2 separate regions of the Mus musculus genome follow, and region 1 is linked to region 2. A link is a loop called in an ENCODE intact Hi-C map of the cell type or tissue named here. Cell type or tissue: gastrocnemius. All regions are shown on one strand.

The links. A loop is a pair of places that touch in the nucleus more often than their neighbours do. Peaks named below come from ENCODE experiments on the same cell type or tissue, not always from the same donor. Only the 100,000 strongest peaks of a DNase experiment are listed, where the experiment ranks them.
Region 1: a loop joins it to region 2, with 9 times the contacts of the local background. A loop is called at or near these places in 2 of 42 quality-filtered maps.

Annotation. Positions count from the first base shown.
Region 1 is chr9:44,478,965-44,481,464 of GRCm38, forward strand. No RefSeq gene overlaps it. Among named protein-coding and RNA genes, the nearest start is that of Gm22540, 3.7 kb to the left of the region's middle. In gastrocnemius, CTCF peaks have their summits at 176, 388 and 1,288 (motif pointing right); DNase peaks (open chromatin) are centred at 26, 831 and 1,310; H3K4me3 peaks cover 1,665 bases; H3K27ac peaks cover 2,311 bases.
Region 2 is chr9:44,603,285-44,605,784 of GRCm38, forward strand. It overlaps Ddx6 (DEAD (Asp-Glu-Ala-Asp) box polypeptide 6), which reads left to right and starts at 1,608. Exons shown (of 14, transcript NM_181324.3): 1 at 1,608-1,668. In gastrocnemius, a CTCF peak has its summit at 1,311; DNase peaks (open chromatin) are centred at 357, 1,381, 1,621 and 1,938; H3K4me3 peaks cover 2,500 bases; H3K27ac peaks cover 2,500 bases.

The DNA of each region.
Region 1 (2,500 bases), 120 kb before region 2:
AAGATTTCCAGCCAAGCCTTGGCTGCCTGCTCAGTTTTTCCAAACCCTCCAGTCGGAGAAGGCGGGAGCCTTGTCAGGATAAGAGTCCCTCCCCCCTCTGCCCCTGCCGGCCCCCTGGTCCAGCTTGGAGTTTCCTGTCCTCGCAGCTTTCCAAACTCCTTTCCCTTTCCGACCCTGGCCCCAGCGCCCCCTAGCCCCACCTCTGTTGGTTCCCAAATTCCAAGTTCAGGTTGGAGGGGCCAGGTGGACTCCACAATCCTAGCGAGGCGCTGGTAAAGCCTCACTCTGCCGGCCGACCCAGAGACCTGCGGGGCGCCGGCCTGACTCCCGGCCTGGGCCCGCCCTGTCCCAGGACTCGGCTTCTGGCCACCAGGGAAGGTGGCTCTTGGGGTCTCCCGCTCCCGGAAGGAGGCGGTGCCGGGGACGTCGGCACAGCTGGGCGGTAAGGTGGGTTCGGCAGATGCCAGGCCCTAAGGCATACTTCAAGGAGGGGCAATGTTCCCAGCGCTGGCACGCCTCTGTCCAGAGAGTCTATTATATAATAATCACCATCTATCAGGAAGCCAGGCTGCTGGAGAGAGTGGGTAAGCCAGGATGCCCGGATCCGCGCCTCATCCAGGGCCCAGAAAGGTGTCTCCATCAAGCCCGGATCCGCGCCTCATCCAGGGCCCAGAAAGGTGTCTCCATCAAGCTACGCACAGTGTGGGGCAAAGCCCAGTGGTCGGATGAAGATGATGATGGTGACAGGAGGGGGATTCCAGGGACTAGTGACTAGTGAGGGGCTCTGGGCAATCTGACTGCAGCCTCGAAAACCCCACCCTCAGAACTCTGACAGGCAGTGCCCCGAGCCAATGATTGAAGTTACTGTGGGGCTTGAAGTTAACCCTTTCTTGGGTCCTCAGAATATTGAGCCTCTTCCACATAACTTCCCTTGACCGGCGTCCACCTACTCGGGGTAGTGCACGCTGGAGAGGAGTGCCAGCATTATTTGTGCATTCGGATCACTATAGAAACAGAAAGATGGCTAATCTCTGAAAACAAGCAGTCCCAGTCCTGGGCGCCCGCTCCACACTGTCCAAAAAGTACAAGATGCGGTTGTGAGTACAGCTTCCAGAAACAGTTTCGAGCCGTGCTGGCACAGCGACATCGTGTCAGAAACAGGCACCTTCATACACTTACGCCCATGTCACACTTTTACCGGCAAAAGCTGACATGGACACTCGCTGGCACACCTGTGACATCCCTCCTGATGCAGACACACACAGAAGCACGACGTCTCCCCTAGTTGGCCAGTAGAGGGAGCCGCTCGATTCCAGCTAAGGGCCACCCGCTTTCCTTCCCTGCTCTCTGGCTCCAGGGTTCCTCCCATAACTCGTGGCTGCCCAAAGCTTGGCTCTGCATCCAGACCTGGAACCTACATTGGGGGATGAGTCACAGCCACACCCAGGGGAGCGCTCCACAGGGCTGCTTCACGGGACATATCACTCTTGGGTTTTATTATGTACTACATGTACGACATTAGAGACCCCTGTAACCCAGCCACCACCACCACCACTATATTTTTGGTTGTGAGCCTAGCCTTTAACGGCTAAGCCATCTCTCCAGCCTAACACCACCACTATAAATACTGATTTCTGGATCTACTATGAACAGGGCTTATGCTAAAAAGAATTAGTGCTACATACCTTTAATCTTCGCATTCGGGAGGCGGAGGCAAGTGAATTCCTGTGAGTTCGAGTCCAGCCTGCTCTACATAGAGAATTCCAGACTACCCAGGGCTATATAGTGAGAGAACCTGTCATAGTGAAGGCCAAGCCTCTTGTCATTTGTGATAGAGGCTGATCCACATGGTAACTTCGAGCCAATCTGTTTGCTGCTCCTCTGCCTGTGGTCAGTAGTATACCCTAGAGACCCTAAAGACAGAAAAAAATCAAACCCAAATTCACCACGGCCCTACACTCTAAAGTACGAGGACCACAGAGATCCGATTCTCCGGACTTCAGTTTCTTTTCCTTTAAATGAAGATAGACCTGCTTCATAGAATTGGGGTGATCAAACCTTTAAACTAGCACAGTGTTAGGACACACTTGGGGATCGTGTGCTGAGTGGGTTAAAATGAGGAGGAGCTGGAGGAAGAATGGCTCACAGCAAGGAGCACTTGGTGTTCTTGAAGAGGACCCAGGCTGTTCTCAAACCCACATGGCGGCTCACACCTGTGGACACCAGGCACACGCGGGTGCATAATACACATATGGAGACACTCATAAAGACAAAATAGTCCTATTAAAGAAAAACACAAAAACATAGTCCCTGGGCATAGTGGTCCATTCCTTTAATCCCAGCACTTGGGAGGCAGAGGCAGAGGCAGGCAGACCTGTGCATTCAAAGCCAGCCTAGTCTACAGAGTGAGTTCTAGGACAGACAGACAGGGCTACAGAGACCCTATCTACAAACCTAAAACATGGTCATTTGGTAATACTCATGAAAGTGCTCTGTAAGT
Region 2 (2,500 bases):
CACAAGGTATGGGCCTATTCCCTTGCAGGAGTAGCTATTTTAAAATCTGGGTGGGAGATAAAAATGCTTTAAACTCAGAATTGCAAAAAGCATCACCATCATCATAATACATTAAGAGTGCTGGGTGTGGTGGCACAAATGACAACTGGCTATTATTCTACTCTGTGCTTGCTATGGCAAGCATGCACTGGAGTTTGGTAGACTTGGGCTCTCAAGTAAAAAACAAAAAACAAAAAACAGGAGAGCGCAGCGGTTTAAAAGGGGGGGGGGGGCTTCAGACTTATTCTGATTGGATGTTGCTAGCTAAGAAGCAGGAGGGCTGGAAGCAGGGAGTCATTGGTTTAGAGAGCATATTTGGCTTTCTCTGATTGGTCTCAAGTTGGAAGCAGCGGTAAAAATATGGAAGCTGCAAGTCAGTGACTAAGTACTGACTGTCCAGGATTCCCTAACGTCGGTGTTTAGTAAGGAATCGCACTGTCCCAAAGGGTTTAACCACTGTCAGTATTTCCAGCCCTCCAGCAGCGTAAGACGCGAGTTTTTAACTTTCTCCGGCCCAGCTCGATTTTTACTTAACAAACAAAAAAGTTTGTTTTGCTTGGAACAAGACGACTTTCTAGGTTAAGGATAAGACATCAGGATCCGAGAATCATAGAAACAAACGCACAAATATCTGCAGTAAGGGTCAGGCAGGAGAATCTACGGGTCTCCCATTTGCACAGCGAGCCCTCACTGGTAGAGGCGATCCGCCCTTCTTTCTAGAAGAGTGCCACTGCGGGCAGGAGCAAAGGGTCACCTCGCCTGCACTCCGGGTTTGATAGCCCACGACCGAGGGCGCGCTCCCGGCTCACTGCTTCCCCCGGTGCCCCTTCCCGCTCCCTCTCAGACAGCATCGGCCCCAAAGGCCCCACTTTTCTGCACGCCCTGGCCTCGCAGCGTCCTCCCGGCCATCCCAGCTCAGCTTCCGGACCCGCGCAGGCTGCCCTCCGAGTGTGTCCGAGGTCAGCAGTCAGCAGACGTCCCCTCCGGCCCGGGACCCGTCAGCCCAGCTCCGAAGGGACGAACGAAGGCAAGGGCGACAGTCCTCGGCCACCGCCATTCATTTCCCCAGCGGTCTCGTCAGCTCTGCAGGCAAGCCCTCTCGCCCGTCCGTCCATCCGTCCGTCCCTCCGTCCCGAAAGCAACCCCGTGTTTCCCTGAGCTCGGCCCCGTCAAAGGCCGGTCTCTCCCGACCCTCGCCCGCCGCGCCCAGGAAGCCGTGACGCCGCGGCGGCTGCAGCTGCAGCGGCCGAGCTCTCGCCATCTTGTGTGGAGGAGGAGGAGCCGCGGCCGCCGCCATGCGGAGCGGCTGGGAAGGAGGGAGGGAGGCGACGGCGGCGGGCGAGGGAGGGGGCAGAGCAGCAGAGTCAGCTCAGCCCGGCGGCGGCGACATCGGGGGCGCCGGCACAGCGGGCGCCGGCCGAGGTAGTGCGGGGTGGCGGCGGCGGCGGCGGCGGCGAGCTGCGCGGGCAGCGAGCGTCGCGGCGGGGGCGGGGCGGGGCGGCGGGCGTCGCGGCGAGGGGCCGGGTGGGGGCGGGCGGAGGTTTCCGAGGAGGAAGGAGCCGCCGCCATTTTGGGAGCTTCGAGTCAACAATAAAGGACCGAGGGTGCGGAGCGGGAGTGGCCTCGGTGGTAGGACTCGGGCCCGAGCCGCGGGGCGTGGGGTGAGGCGGCGTGGTCGGGGTCGGCAGGATCCTGAGGGTATCAGGGAGCCCCCTTCGGGCAGAAGCCCGAGGCCCAGGCCTGGCCCGGGAGGACGGGCGGGTGGCCGCTGAGAAGAGCGGGGGCGGCGGAGAGGAGTGGAACCGAGGAATGTGGCGTGTGCGGGGTATGGAGGAGGAGCGGCGGGGAGCTCTGGACGAGCGGTGCGGTAGACGGGAGCGGGGACGGAACACCGGCCGGGACACCCGAGTGAGGTTGGGAGTGCGAGGCAGGGCAGCCCTGCGGGGGGTGGCAGGGCTGTGCTGGCCGGGGACTCGGCTGGGAGAGGAGCCGCGGCTGCTCGCTTGCAAGTAGGCCTTGCAGGTTGGTGGGGACAGAGGGTTTGGGGGAGACTCGGCGGCGTAAGAGGGGAGGAGAGGCGGTCCAGTTTCGGGGTTCTCTTCCGGGCCTTCTGAGGGGGGGGAGTCCCTATTGTTTCCCACTCGCAGAGCTGGTTCCGGCTCTTGTGGCGCAGATAGGATTGCAGGGCAGAAACCCTTTTGCTTTTTGATCCGAGGGAGCTGGGTTTGAAGCGAGGGAAGTTGGGGGAGGGGGCGAGGAATTATTGCCTTACGGTTACCGGACTCCGATTCTTGGCTTAGGGTTTTCCCTTCGCCATAGCCCCCCTTTACCTTCGTAAGAACCCCAATCACTCCTACTTCCTGTTGAGGCGTATAGAAATCGCCCTGTATTTGCAAACAAAAGCCCTTGTTGGAGCTTATGGGACTGTTTTAGGTGTGAAAACTGTCAATTGCTAACCACG